Linked DNA regions of Mus musculus: region 1 is linked to region 2. A link is a loop called in an ENCODE intact Hi-C map of the cell type or tissue named here. Cell type or tissue: heart. All regions are shown on one strand.

What was found. Peaks named below come from ENCODE experiments on the same cell type or tissue, not always from the same donor. Only the 100,000 strongest peaks of a DNase experiment are listed, where the experiment ranks them.
Region 1: it touches region 2 in a loop (5-fold over the local background); 26 of 42 quality-filtered maps call a loop at or near these places.

The regions. Positions count from the first base shown.
Region 1 is chr17:80,550,541-80,558,540 of GRCm38, forward strand. It overlaps Cdkl4 (cyclin-dependent kinase-like 4), which reads right to left. Exons shown (of 10, transcript NM_001360143.1): 3 at 5,767-5,888; 4 at 286-358. Among named protein-coding and RNA genes, the nearest start is that of Cdkl4, 23 kb to the right of the region's middle. In heart, CTCF peaks have their summits at 3,352 and 7,107 (motif pointing right); DNase peaks (open chromatin) are centred at 2,981 and 3,231; H3K4me3 peaks cover 1,265 bases; H3K27ac peaks cover 1,299 bases.
Region 2 is chr17:80,451,409-80,459,408 of GRCm38, forward strand. Sos1 (SOS Ras/Rac guanine nucleotide exchange factor 1) reads right to left here. Exons shown (of 22, transcript NM_009231.2): 3 at 3,644-3,775; 4 at 2,348-2,512; 5 at 573-782. Among named protein-coding and RNA genes, the nearest start is that of Sos1, 25 kb to the right of the region's middle. In heart, a CTCF peak has its summit at 4,373 (motif pointing right); no DNase peak of the experiment used is centred here.

The DNA of each region.
Region 1 (8,000 bases), 99 kb after region 2:
GCTATAATATGTAAATATTATATATTAGATTATAAATAATATTTTAACCCAATTTAAACAATTCTAGGAATCAATTCTGTGGTGGAGGAAAACATTAAGTCCACACAATTTTGAATTCACAAGCTATCATAACTTGGTTCTCATGGAACTGGGAGACGAGCCATAAGTGATGGAACTTCGCTCCTTCCATGGTTCTTGCTTTGATCTTAGGCCTCGGGGTCTTTCCTTCTCTCCAACAGAAGCATCGGTACAGAGAACTTCCTAGCATTAGAAAATATTACTTACATTGTGCTTGTGACAGAAGTTAAGGGCTTGAAGGGTTTGCCATAGCACACTTTTAATCACTCCATCAGAAACTCTGGAGAGAAAGATCAAAAATAGAAATGAAAACTCCTGGGATGGGGGTCCCGGGAGCAAGGGCTGGGAATGGGGCAGGGGCAGGAGGGGCAACAGAGGCACAGGGTCAGGGAGTGGGGCGCCAGAATCGCTTTTGAAATGGTCTGTGTGGTTGTTCTGCCTGCTTGCGCGCTTGTGCACCACATACATGCCTGGTGGGAAACAGCGTAGCTTGCGCTGTGTTACTGTGTAGAGGCCATACAGCCTGCACTGGGAGAGAGAGGTCGACACCCAAGGAGGAGCCCAGAGAGAATAAAAGTCCCGTGGGAACGCGAGGCTATGAGCTAGCCCCTGGCAGAACCAGCCTTCCAGGTGCGGAGTACTGACAAGTTACTTTGGCTGGTTATTATTTACCGGGGAACTGGCGAGCGGATCCTCCTGCCTCTACCTCCTAAGTTGAAGGTTATTCTCAGTTACATAGCAAGACTGAGGTTCGCCTAAGCTACATGAGACTGCCTCAAGTTAAATCGATATTCATGTGATTACTGGGTGCTACACTTCCTCCTGAGTGTATTTCCGTTTCACGTCTTTTCTCCCGTTTCCTTATTCATTTTTTATGGGGTGTGTATGCGTGGCTTTGCGTGTGTGTGTGTGTGTGTGTGTGTACACAAGTGTGTGCGTATAAGTGTGTACATACATAAGGTGGTTCAAGGTTAGTGCCAGGAATCATCTTTGGTTGTTTTTACCATGAGACAGTCTGTCTATCAAACCAAGGTTCTTTGATACGGCTAGTCTTGCTAGCCAGCTTGCTCGGGGGATCCCATCTCTGCCTTTTAATGCTGGAATTACAGGTGGGTTGTGGTAATTACACGGGTTTCTAGTGATTCAAACCCTGATCCACATGCTCCTATGTCAAGTGTTTAACTGCTAAGTCGTTTTCCCAGCCCTTCTCTATCCATTATCATTTCTGGATGTTTTCTTTCTTTCTTTCTTTCTTTCTTTCTTTCTTTCTTTCTTTCTTTTTCTTTCTTCTCTCTCCTTCCTTCCTTCCCTTCTTTTTCTTCTCATTTGCAGCTTTTTTTTAAAAAAAAGATTTATTTATTTATTATATGTAAGTACACTGTAGCTGTCTTCAGACACACCAGAAGAGGGCGTCAGATCTCGTTATGGATAGTTGTGAGCCACCATGTGGTTGCTGGGATTTGAACTATGGACCTTAGGAAGAGCAGTCGGGTGCTCTTACCCACTGAGCCATCTCACCAGCCCCCTTTTTTGTTTTTATAATTATTTTTCTTATACAATTTCACATATATGTATACACACACATCTGTATGCACACACATCAAATCATTTAGATAACATGTTCCTAATTATCCTCAACTTCCCCCCCCCCACACACACACACTTAGACTTTTTTCTTTGTGGCTACTGTGTTTAATCAGGTGGCTAGTGCTGGTCTCTACTGTCTTAGCAGTTGCCTGCTCAGTCCTGCTCTGTTACAGACCCTGCAGATCTTTTCAGTTCTGCTGATGTACATGGGACTGTTGTTTTCGGAAACTAGAGACCCAAAGGTTTAATTTGTATATTTAAATTTTAAATGGATAGTTTAGTCATGGAGACAACTTGAGAGAGTGAGCCTTCTGCTTCCATCCTGTGGATCCCTGGACTTGAACTCACATCATCAGTTATGGCTCCAGGACCTAGGTGCTGGCATGGGAGGCTGCTCTATTCAGAAAAATGGATGTATGTGTGTGTGGGGAGGAGCGGGGGAGGGGGGGAAGGGGCACGGGGGATTTCTCTCAGAGCAGTTCCTCATCTTAGGGCCTGATTATGTAGCATTGCCCTTGACAGTTAGGTACACGGTGGCACCCTTTACCTCCACTCCTAATTGTGAATATTACGAGAGACCTAATTCTTAGCACAAATTCTTTTCTGTATGAAATATCCATTCCTGTTTCCCGAACTGCATTTTGTTATGATTTTGTCCATGTCCACCCTTTCCTAGTCAAACCTGCAGTGACAGCTTTTCTCTTTTATAAAGTGGAAGGGTGACCATAGCCACCCTGGGCACTAAGAGGCAGAATATTCAACTTCAGACCCCACTATGCTACTTTCCACTTTTATAACCTCAGAGAGTTGTGGAAGCTTCCATTTTCTCCTGTGTGAAAATGGAAAAACACCCTAAATTCACTGAGAAAGCTACCACCCAAACACTTCCGCCTAACCTCCACTTGTGTTCAAGAGATGAAGGTCTGAGGTCAGATGAAGCCAGTAGACATGACCACATCCCAGGCACAGTGACCAGAGGTCCCAAAGGTAGAAGATGCTCTGGGTTGACAAAGAACCAGGAGTGTGGGGAATTTAGGCAGAAACAAGGTAGAGTCCCACAGAACCTTCCAGAACCTGGACCCGGCTCTAAAGCCAAAGCCCTCGAAAGAATCAAGCAAGAAGTGATACAGTGCTAGGAGGTAAATGTGGAGAAATGGACTAGGAAGCCAATCGATTGAGCAACAATCGATTGAGCAACCCAGACAACAGAGCCGGCGAGAGTAGTGGGGGGAGGGGTGGCTTCCACCTTCAGGGAACAGGCGCCAGCACTAGGCTACTATATCAACAGACATAGGATTCTGGATAGGTACTCGGAGACTCCAGGTGAGGAGACCTAGGAAACAAGGCAGGTATGAGGGGTCAGAAATGTTTCAGAACCCTGACTGCTAACGTTGTTAACGAGAAACCAAGCAGAGCTAGTTCAATGGGAGTATCGGTCGTCAATAGGATACGCAAAGCTTTCTTACTGGGGCGGCATGGTTCTGCTCACTTGGCTCAGATGCCCAGGAGGCAGGGTCCACTGCTGGGAGGATGATATGCGTTAGGGATGAATCACATTGATCTTACAGAGGAGATGGAACTGTAGTGACCGTAGATAGACACGCCACGTCCAGACCGGAGAGAGAGCACGCCAATGCTGTTCTGCCGCAGGCAGCAGTTTTCAAAGCATTATAGAGTGAAATAGCGCCCTCTGTAGAAATCGGTGGATACGTGGTGTTTAGGTATTATCCTTCGGGAGAGTGTAGAGACAAATACTAAAAGCAACAGCGAAAAGCTTGAAGCTAAAATCCAGGTGTCTCGAGCTACCCAGCTCAGAAACTGCTATTTTAGTCACCTGAAGATGACTCTGACCTTACAAATTCGCGCGCGCGTGTGTGTATGTGTGTGTGTGCTCGCGTGCACGTGTGCAAGAGAGAGAGAGGGGGAGAGGGAGAGGGAGAGGGAGAGGGAGAGAGAGAGAGAGAGAGGGAGAGGGAGAGGGGGAGAGAGAGATGCATGTATAGGTATTTGGGTATGTGCATACGTGTGTGTGCTGTGTGTTTGTGCGTGCATGTGTGTGTGTGAAAGAGATGCATGTATAGGTATTTCTGTATGTGCATACATGTGTGTACGTGTGTGTTGAATTCCAGAGGTTGGTTTCTTGGGATCTTCTTCTATCCACCTAATTATTACTTTTAATGATTTATTTTATTTTCAATATTTTCTATTTCAATTTTAACAAAATAACTTTAATTTTTCAGGTGTGCATGTGTGTATGTGTGTGTGTGTGTGTAAATTCAAGTGTACCCTTGGAGGCTAGAGGTGTCAAATTCCCTGGAACTGTTGTCATAGTCAGTGATGAACCACCTGTCGTGAATACCTGGGAATCCAACTCAGATCTGGAAGAGCTGTACGTGTTCTAAATAGCGGAATCATCTCTCCAAACCTATTGTTATTGTGAGACAGGGTTTCTCATTAGACCGGGAACTCCCTGGTTTAGCTACAGTAGCTAAAGTGCCAGCTTCCGGGATCTGCTGACTACTTTCCCAGCACTGAGGTTAAGGGCGTGCGCTTTCCACGGGGTTAAAGGAAAGAAAATAAACTGCCAAAAGGAGGTAGGGATGGACTTGTCGAGGGACAGCCATGTCTCAGCTCAGCAGTTGTTTACTACTGGAAAATCAGGTCACTCCCAATCTTCTCTGCTCTAAATATCTTTCAGAATATGTATAATTTTGCCCTTATGGGAAAAATACCTTGCTGTATATCTTTTCTAAGTGGAGTTTTGCGTTTAAGTGTGACAACAGCTTTCTAAATGTTCATACTCACTGCCAAATGATCTACCTAGTTACACCCTGTCTAGGTGGAGAGGCCTGCATACCTATTTTGTTTGTGGTGGCTTCAGATGGAACCCCTGTGCCTTGCACACGCCAGGCAACCTCTGTACCACTGAGCTACACCCCTAACCCTTTCGAATATATTTGAGACCGGGTCTTGACTAAGTTGCTCAGGTTAATCGCCAACTTGCAATCATCCCGTCTCAGCCTCTGGTATACCACAGCACTCATCTTACACTATTTGAAAAATTATTAATGGTGATAATAGTTTATTGAAATTCTTTTTCAGTTTTAGTCATGGCTTTATTTTTTAAAGAAAGCAATTGCCAAAACTTCTGTATTTAAACCCTGTTTTTTCCTTCCTTCTTTAAGAAATTTCTTGGCTCTCACTTTTCAAGTTTAAAAAATATCCGATTTGTGCTCTAGTTAGAATTCTGTGCTACAAAAAAAAAACCCGATGAGACAACATGTTTATACTCTCATAGTAGGTATTTCCATCTAGAAACATGCTCATTTCAATAAAATCTTTTAATCATTTCAGTCAGATATGTAGTTGCGTTCTTTAAAAAGACTTACTTATTTATTTTATACGAGTACACTGTCACTGTCCTCATGCACACCAGAAGAGGGCATCAGATCCCATCACAGATGGTTGTGAGCCACCATGTGGTTGCTGGGACTGGAACTCAGGACCTCTGGAAGAGCAGTCAGTGCTCTTAACTGCTGAGCCATCTCTTCAGCCCCTGTAGTTGTCTCTTTTAAAGAGTTATTTATTATTTATTGTGTCTGACTGTTCACCTACATGTATGTCTGCAACGTATGCAGGAAGGCCAGCAAAGGGCACCAGATCCCCCGGAACCGGAGTGACAGATGGCTGTGAGCCACCACATGGGTGCTGGGAACCGAACCTGGGGCCTCTGCAAGAGCAGGACTTGCTGTTCTTGACCAGAGAGCTGCCGCTCCAGCCCCAGTGGGTGCTCTTACGTGTTGACTTGCTGGTGGGCCATATGATTGGATTTCCTCGCACTGAATTATGGTCGCTCCTTGAGGTCAGACCACCCTGTGTATGCTTTCCCACCAAGCTACACTGGGGTTTATACTGGCTTCCTGTTTCTTCTGCTTACACTTTAGGTTAAAAGCCATTACCCTTTGAGCACATCCTACGTGAAGCTGGGGGTTGGTAGCGGGGGTTGGGGTGGGGCTGGGAGGCTGGGGCTGGGATCCTTTTGGGGCTACACACAGAATGAAAGAGAACTGGCCAAAGAACTCCAGGTTCTGGATCACTTACCCGTTTGGGTTTCTCTCCAGCTCGTTTAACAGTGTGTGATCACAGTACTCAAAAACTAGATGCATCTTTCTCTTTCTTCTGAACACCTCGATGAGGTTCACGAGGTTTGGGTGTTTCAACTGCTGCAGAAGAAGTGAAGTGCACAGGTTAGTGATGCGGTTCCGTTCACAGCTGTCCCAGATATGCTCTGATGCTAGGAGGACACGCCCCTTTATCATTCTAGCTCCTGGGCAGAAGGGTTTTTTTTTTTCTTTTATTGTGTGTTGGCGTATGTGCATATGTGCGAGGGTGCACATATGTGTGTGTGTGCATGTGTGTATGGAGCCTAGAGGTTGACATCAGGTGTTCCTTTTTTTTTTTTTTCTTTTTCTGAGACAGGGTTTCTCTGTGTAGCCCTGGCTGTCCTGGAACTCACTCTGTAGACCAGGCTGGCCTCGAACTCAGAAATCCGCCTGCCTCTGCCTCCCGAGTGCTGGGATTAAAGGCGTGCGCTACCATGCCCGGCTAATCAGGTGTTCTTAATTGCTCTCCCCTTTAACATTTTATTACTAATTAATTAATATATGTGTGTCTGAGTGCATGGGCATATGCACACTCATGGATGTGCAATGTCACCTGTGTGAGGGTCAGATGACAACTTGCGGGGACTGGTTCCTTCTATCACTTAAGTCCCGGGCATTGAACTCAGATTGTCAGATTTGGCTGCAAGCATCTACCTGCTGAGCAATCTTGTCTCTGCTCTCCCTTTAATCTTTGAGACAAGGTCTCTCACTGACATGTGGCTCCTACCAACTCAGTGAGATGGGCGGGGTCCAGCAAGTCCTAGGAATCCTCCTGCCTCTGCCTTCCAGACCAGGGGTTGCAGACACATGCCATTTAGCACAGTGTTTGACATAGGTGCTGAGGATCTGAACTGGGGCCCCTGAGGTTTGTACAGCAGGGGCTTTTACTGGCTGAGCGGTTTCTCCATTCTCTCATACAGAATTTTGTTATGGTGTTTAAGATCAATTGCTCGTTCTTCGAGCCATCAGCTTCAATGTGGAATGAATTGAAGATCTGTAACAAGTAAGTAGTGATAGTAGCTAAACTGTTTAAATCCCCCTGGTGAGGGCCAAGTGTAAGCAACGTGTTCATGTGTAGGCACCGTGCAGTGTACAAGAACTAGGAACACACAATGTATAACGTAAATGAAGGACTGAGTCATTATGCAAAAGGCTATAAAATGATCAGTGTTTACATACTTTACACATTATCATGGCCAAAAAAAAAAAAACAGGCTTATTTTATTTTTAATTGTATGTTGTATGTGCATGTGCACACACATGTGAGTGCCCGCAGTGTCCAGAAGAGGGCACCAGATCCCCTGGAGCTAGAGTTAGAGGAGTTGTGGGCCACCCTGTCTGGGTGCTGGGGAGCAAAGGGTGGTCTGCAAGAGCAGCGTGAGTTCTTAAGCTGAGCCCATCTCCCCAGTCCCCTTACCATCGACTTATGTCAGTGGTGGCTTGGACTGGAGTGCAGTCTGGTTTCTAGTGTCCGCTCTCAGCCCCTAAGTTTCTGTTGCACCTCTTATCTTAGGACTCTCCCAGGCTCATGCATTTAGATATGCTTTTCACTGGGCTCTGTCCTCTGGTTGAGGCTGCTGCTTGCTCTGATGTACGGAGGTTTTATTTGTGGCTTCTATTGACATGTGGAAATGGTTCAGAAAGCAGTCTTTTATATTTTCTTCTTTCTTTTTCGTTTTTCTGTGCAATATAATATTATATCCATATATATATTTTAAATGTTTTATATGAATAAATGTTTTGCATGTATGTATGTATGTATGTATGTATGTATGTGCCTGGTGCCCAGAGAGGTCAGAAGGCATCAGATCACCTGGAATTAGACTTTAGATAGTTGTGGAACTAAACCCAGGTCCTCTCTTAGCTGCTGAGCCATTTCCCCAGCCCCTTGTTCAATATTGTAAACCAAAAGTAAAATGCTAATGAAGTTTGATAACCTATCCCCTGGGTTACTAAAAAATCTTAGTGTAGAAGTCAGTGTAACAGGCAGAAACCAGAACAGCTGTAGTCAAGCTAGCTAACATGGCTACTCTGCCTCTGCCGAGAGAGACCAGATAGTTTAGGGTTCACAGTAGCTCACCTCTGAGAGTGGTGGGGTATTAGCTACATGGGAAGCTAGGGCAAAAACCAGGACATATGACCTCACCTGTTTGTAACTCCTTTCCCTTGTAT
Region 2 (8,000 bases):
AGTGCTCTGCCACTGGGCTGTGCTCTCAGCTGCTCTCCGTTTTATTTAATGCCCAGGAACTGCGATGCCTGGAGCTCCAGAGCTGGCACTGTTCTCATCACTGAACGTTCTTTAGGTCTAGCACGGTTAGCACGGGCACTGCCCTGCGGCTCATCTCTTGTGTTCCCAATAATTCCGCTGTTACTCTTGCATTACGACTCTTCGTCCTACATTTCCAGCTCCGCCCTGACGAGACAGGACTGTTGCTGACTCCTCTGAATGTGGTGTCCCACAATACGGCTGCTGTTGATAAGTATCACTTAAATGACTCAAATAAGTCACTGAATCAAAAATATCTCCCACCTACACAAGACGCTCTATCCCCTGAGATAAATTGATTATTATGTGATTTCATTTTCACTTACATAATTAGTCTATTTTAGATTTCTGTCTTTCAATTTCTGATGTTTAATCTCTTGAAACTGTGGCAGCACTTTATTTGTGATCAGGACAAATTAGAAATCATGAATTATATAACTTCAAATTTGAACTGAAAGTTAACAACACATGCAAAAATAACAAAATATACTTACATTAGATGAAAACAATTTGGAATTAGAGACAAAGGGCTCTCGAAAAACTTTTATAATTAGATTTAATTCTCTTATATACTGTCGAATTTCTGCCATGAATGCTTTTACCAAATCATAATAAGTTTGTTCTCCTGAGGTGGAAGGCTCTTCATCAGTTAAAGATAAGATATTTATATCTTCTACATCTTGATGAAACATATCCATCAATACCTATGTAGTCAGAGGTAAAATGAAAGTGTCAGTAATAATAGTGTAGTCTCCCTTGAAGGTTAATGCCCTAGGCATCCCCCCCACCCCCACAAGAGGACAAACATGCCCTGTGGGGGAGGGGGGGGGAGGAAGAGATGGCTTTAGAGAAGAGATGGCTCAGAGGTTAGGAACAATTAATGTTCTTCAGAGAACCTGAGCTTCATTCCTAGCACCTACAAGGTGGCTCACAATCTTAACTCCAGTTCTAGAGAATCAGTTAACCATGGCAACCAGGCATCAACATGGCGACAGGCATGTATGCAGGTTAAACACCTATACATACAAAAAGTTTCTTCAAAAAGTTTTCCACGGTTACTCTTGCTGAAACTCACCCTTCCCACTCTTGTGGCCCTGTACAGTGTCACTGCAGTATAGTTTACCTTATGCTACAACGTAAGTCACCTTTCAACAACTTTGAAGCATTGTTTTTTAAAAATTTTTTAAACTATAGGGATATGGTCTCATATAACTGAAGCTAGCCATAGGGTCACTATGTAGCCAAGACTGGCCTTGAATTTCTGATCCTTCTGCTTGCACACGCGCATCTCATTCTGTTTACCCAGGACCAGAAACCAAATCCAAGGCTTTATGCATCCTAGGCCACACTCTACCAGTTAGAAAGATCCCAGCCCCCTTTTAAACACATTTTTCTGTACCTCATTTCTGTATGAGCACATAATAGATACTAAAAAATATTTTACTTATATGATTCATTTTAAAAAGTAGCAAGCAAGAGGGTTAGACAGACAGGCGAGTGGTTAAGAACACACAAGTGTATCAGTTCCCAGAAGCCATGTCAGGCAATTCACAACTGCTTATAACTTCAGGGGTCTGGTACCTCTTCTGGTCTTCACAAACAACTGTGCTCATGTGCACAGAATGCCCCTCCCATGTGCCACAGTAATAAAAATAAATCTTTTAGCAGATGGGCTAGAGAGGTGGCTTGGCTGTTAAAAGCACTCACAGCTTGCCCAGAGCACCTGGGCTCAGTTTCCAGCACCATAAACCCTCTGTGCGCCCATTTCTAGGAGATCGAATACTTGTTCCGACTTCTCTGAATCCCTGCGCTGTACACACACACACACACACACATTTAAAACAAAGTAGCAAACACTTTGTATTCATTTTCAGTTGTAATCATAAATATCAAGTACTTTATCTCCATTTAAAAATATCACAACACTTTTAATTCTTCAGGCCAGATAATCTCTTTCACTTTATTCTGTTAGAATAAACACTAATACATACATAAGTAGAATCTATAACCAGAATGGCCAGAGTGTGAAGAAAGTGGAATAGAATCCCATCAGAAAATATCTTCTTTCCTAAAAAGCCACTTAAGTACCAGCCACCTCTATCTTATTTCCATACAGTAACAACCTGGATGTATGCTATGAGGTTACTGGAAATCTCTCCCCAAAACATAATGCAGTGCACAATTCTATTCTTTCTGAAGAGTATATTAGCATCCAATAAATCATAAGTAATAATTTATGAATACAACACAAAGAAGCTGATTCTCCTACCTTATCAGCACACATTGCCACTTTAATGTCTTGTTTTGTAATTTCATAATGCCGTATATTTCTTACATAATTCCCCACGAGCTTTAAAATATCTGCAGAAATGTATTCTAATACTGCTACTATGTAAACAGAAACCTGGTGGTCAATTTTATAACCGAGGACCTCCTGAAAAATTAAAAGGAAAGCACATTTAAACGTCATACACAGTAAAATCTAATCAATCAACTACAAAATTAAACAGTATCAACCCAGCTTAACTTTCACTGAAGCCCATCACTACCAATATTTAATAATTTAATTTTCACTAGTTCATTCATGAGAAACACACACACACACACACACACTATTATGTGTAGGACACACGTGCGTACACACAGAGGGAAGCAGAATCGTCTCTGGTTGTGTACAGTACTGGAGCAGTACACAGTAGTGTGTAAGTAAGTGGTTTAACCACAAAGTCTGAGCTTGGTGTGGGGAGCATATGGTATATTACCTGATGACACACTCTTGGCTTTCCATGAAAAACAAAATTAAAAACAAAACAAACACCCTCCATGCTATGTGCTACTAAGCATTTAAATGATCCTATTATTAGACTTCACAGAGAGTATGTGCGTCTGTGGAGCCACAAGTTCCCAAGGAAGATGAAGTCTTACAGGAGAGGAGAAAGCACAGGTCAGTCCGTCGGGCGTAGCAATGCCAGCCTTTAATGCCAGCACTCAGGCCAAGGCCAGCCTGGGCAATAATGTAAGACCTTGTCTCAAAGGGAAAAAACAGAAACTTGTACTAAGGTTTTAAATATTACAATAAGGTATTTGTGTGTGTGTGAGGAAGAGAGTTATTTTGTTTGTCATGGTAAATAAACCAAACTAGCACTCTTAGGATTCTTGGCATTTTTCTAGTTCTGGGTACACTAAAGTGGTTAACTTATTTAAGCAGGACCAGCTTGTTTGTCCCACAAAAACACAGACCCTCACTGCAGTCTCACAGATAGCCCTACACAAAATGCTAACAGACTTTAAAGCTTTATGGGATATTTAGCTCTGACCAGAAAGAGAGAAATATCTACAATTATATTTTCTAGCAACCCTGGAGTAAATAAAATCTATAATATAACTTTTCCAGGTGTCTTTGATTTACTACTACTGGTTTGAAGTGACATGAAACCACGTTGTCCAACCTTTACTCACTACCACAGCACCCCCTTACCTCAACATGAATCCCTGGAAAATGTAAAAGGATTTTACCATTCAGTTATTTTGCTTTTCATAGGTCATGTGGCTTATTTCAGCTTACCCTTAATAAATGATGAATTCTTTCTGCTGGCAGCGATAAAGGATTTCGTCTCTTCCTCTTTTCAATGGCTGATTGGGCATCAGCTATTGCCCACTTATCAATTGGATGAGGAAAACTCTTTTGAACACGTTCCTTAGAAAAGAGGGAATAATAACTAAGCAACAAGCAAATACAGCTCAGCACTTAAAGCTTACTGTGAAATAAAGAGTATGCGCGAGCTTTTCACGTAATTTACACTGCAAACAAAAGTCTGTGATTGTCACTGTGTTAGTTTCTTAGTTAGGTCACTAAGGGACTAAGGACAGTTTTTATTAACAGGTAAATCATATCCTGCACCCACCTTCATTAACACTAATGGCAAGACTGGTAAGTCACCTTAAACATCATTCACAGTTTCATGGAAGGAGACTTGCAAATATCAACTCCAATAAATTCTTATTTATTTCATCCTTACTTTAACCCCAGTTATAAATACAAGTAGCATTCATGTGAGAGTCCGTATCATCCAGGTCACGAGCCTCAGTGGCCTGCACTGCTAACCCGTGCTTTAACATGGTGGACCTACCATGAACGAACAGGCCCATCTTTAGCAGACTATTTCAATTCTAACATCTAGAAGTTATTCAGTTAAAGAACGAGCCATTATAATAGCTAAATTCCCTACTTTAATGTAATTCACTATTAGCTCCCTTCAGGTGTTTAAAATCCACTTGCACATACCTCAGCTAGAGCCAGTAGAGGTCGCTATTACAAAACCTTGAACAAATTTTCAGTATTCAACTTGTATGTAGGATAAAATGAAGTGAACATTGCCCCTTGAATGCAAACCTGAATGAAAGTTCAATCAGTAAATACACTGCCTTGGGTACTCTAGAGCTGGGTGTGAGGGAGGCATAGGTGCATTTAGCACATCCTAGGAGCAGATCTATAGGCACTTATCTAATCCTCTCTTCATTTTATGTTCAAGGCTGTCCAGATACCAATATTTAAAATGTCATGTTTTAATTAATTAGAAGTCAAAAGAATTCTTGTAGTTAAAAATTACAGCAGCAGCTGGGCAGTGGTGGTGCACGGCAGTGGGGCGCCTTTAATCCCAGCACTGGGGAGGCAGAAGCAGGCAGTTCTCTTGAGTTCAAGGCCAGCTTCGTCTACAGAGTGAGTTCCAGGACAGCTGGGGCTACAGAGAAACCCTGTCTTAAAGAACAAAACAACAACAAAGAAACAAACAAACATAGAATAAAGTAGCAAATCTTTATCCTGTATGATAAGGGTGATAAAAGGGTCTAAAATGGTGGCAGCGCAAACAGTTGGGAAGGTAGGGGAAGATACAAAAGAACATCCAGAACACAAGCCCTTGTGCCCTCCCCTCCCCTCCCCTCCCCTCCCCTCCCCTCCCCTCCCCTCCCCTCCCCTCCCCTCCCCTCCCCTCCCCTCCGCTTCCCACGGTCTGGCTTTGGGTTGCACCCAGGGCCCTCTGCATCCCAGGTAAGAGCTCTATCCTGGAGTTGCAGCTTTCTCCAGCCTGTGAGTCCTAACACTCTGAAACCTCAACTCACAGTACACGAAAGTAGACACAGTACATGATAGTAGACGGGAGGATTATCTGAGGGAAGAAAAGCCAGCAAAAAGGAGAAATGAGGGATAGAATGCGTAAGAACTAGGTATAAATGACATTCACCTGTGTCTGGGAGCTGCCCATCCTGCCTGGCCGTGACATAGCTCAGCTCGGAGCATGCGCTTGCTGCACAACCCTGAGGACTTGTGTCCGTCACTTATCTCAGAAATCCACAGGCCGGGAAGAACAGACTCCAGAAGATGTCCTCCGACTTCTACGCACACTGCACGCACGCTTACACTCACATCCCTCCCTCCCTACCTGTCTCTCTGTCTCTCTGTCTCTCTGTCTGTCTGTCTGTCTGTCTGTCTGTCTCACACACACACACACACACAATATTAAAAAAAACACACACTACTTTGTATGTGAACGTAAAAAAATAAATTAAGGAGAGGAGGGGAGGGGAGGGGAGAGGGAGAGGGAGAGAGGGAGAGAGGGAGAGAGGGAGAGAGGGAGAGAGGGAGAGAGGGAGAGAATGCAGTAAAAAATACTACATTTCCATTCTGGTGCAGACAGCCCAGCAAGTTAGGGCACTGGCAGCCCTGCCTGACGACCAAGCTTGATGCCCAGAACCCACACGCCGATCCCTTTGTGCATTCACATACAAATACATACAGTAGTTAGATAATAACTTTTCAATAGTTTATATTATACACTTATAAAGAAACTGAGCTGTAAGAGGGCTTCCTAAATAAACCTCGCCCTTATTTTATGAAGCACACTAGTATTTTCTAGTCTACTTCTTTTTGTATGATCAATGCACTAAAGTGATTTTATGGCCCAGAGAGCCATCTCTCCAGCCCTGGAAAATTGATTTTTTTTCTTGGATCTTCATTTATGTCAATACTGTTCTGAGGGTCAATTTTCAAATATGCAAGCAAAGAGAAAGATATTCCCATACCCCCATAGAACTGTTGTAAGATACAGAATTTTATAAAACAGCACTTTGAAATTATTAAATTTCAGTGGTTAAAACCAAGTAATGTTCTTCCAAAAGACCTAAGTTAGATTCCCAGAACTGATGTCAGGTGGCTCACAACTGCCTATAACTTCAGATTTTCATGGCTAGGTTTTTGTCAATTTGACAAACTAGACTCATCAGATATGAGGAAACTTCGATTGAGAAAATGCCTCCATAAGACTGGGCTGTAGGCAAGCCTGCAAGGCATTTTCTTAATTAGTAATTAATTGATGGGGGAGGGCCCAGGTCATTTTGGGTGGTGCCACCCCTGGGCTGGTGGTTCTGGGTTCTATAAGCAAGCAGGTAGAAGCCGCCATGGGGAACAAGCCAAAAAGCAGCACCCGTCCACAGCCTTTGTTGCATCAGCCCCTGCCTCCAGATTCCTCCCCTATCTGGGTTCCTGTCCTCACTTCCTTCCATGATGCACGTCAATGCTATTATGTAGGGTAAGCCAAATAAACCCTTTTCTCCCCAACTTGCTTTTTGGTCATGGTGTTTCACTGCAGCAGTAGAAATCCTAACCAAGACAGGCATCCAACTCCTTTGGCCTCTGTGGGTGCCTGCGCTCATGTAAATACTTACACACAGATGTGTACAGATGATAAAACTGTATGCAATGCCAATAGATATGTTAAAAAGAAATAATAAAGCTGATTACATACGTGACTGGTACTTCTATTAGTCATATTCTTACATGTTCTCACCAAAACTATCCCCAGCACCAAAACCTCCACATGAGAATTTCATATGGTTTTCTGTTCCTTGTTTTTATTAAAGATGAAATTAAACAAGCATAGTTATGTAAATATATATATAGGAATATCTGATTTATGTTTGCAATGTCAGTAGATTAGCAAATTTCTAAAATGTACCAACATCAATATAATAAACAAGGTGAGATTTGTGAGCCTTTCTTGTAAGTCTGGATTCTGCCAAACCATGGAAGATTATAGCTAGGATCAAAGAAAACCCAAGTGAAATTGCTAATGTGATAGAGTCATGCAAGCCATACTATTCAAGATCTCTGTGAAACAACAACATAAACACATATTTAAAAGAAATTATGAATTAAAAGTCTGACTTTACAGAAGAAACCAATCAGGCCTGGTAGGAAACTCGTGAAATCCCAGCAATTGGGAGATGGAGGCAGGCAGAGCAAGTGTCACTCTTGACTATACAGCAGCAAGTTGAATTCAAGGCCAGATTGGGCTATATGTCATCCTGTCTCAAAAACAACAACAAAACCAAACCACCACAAAGAATCTACTGTAAATGAGTTGAGAGATGAGAATTACCCAGGATACAGTATTTTCTAAACCTGACTAAACGTGTTACTTGGTGTTTGTTTTCTCTCTTTCCCTCCTCCCTCCTCCTCTTCCTCTTCTTCTTCCCCTCCTTCCGTCCATCACCCCCTCTGTAACCCTGAGGATGGGGTAAGGCTTCGTGAAATGTAGTCAATAAGCTATACAGACCCCTTACATCAATGCTCCACACTCACATGTCAGGTCCCACGCCTTCCCACCCAACTGAAGTCCTGGGACTTGAAGGAGCTAAAGGTAAAAATAAAGTACTCTTTGAACTCTTTTGTTTTGCTTTTTCAGATAGGGTCTCACATAGCCCAGGCTAGCCTTGAACTCCCTGTGTAGTTTAAATTGATCTGGAAACCTAATCCTCTTGCCCCTGCCTCCTAAGTGCTATTATTAAAGGTTTGTACCACAATACTGGTGATTGGCATCTTAACTCTTTAAATGCCGTCCATACCTTGGGAACCTTCAGCTCTA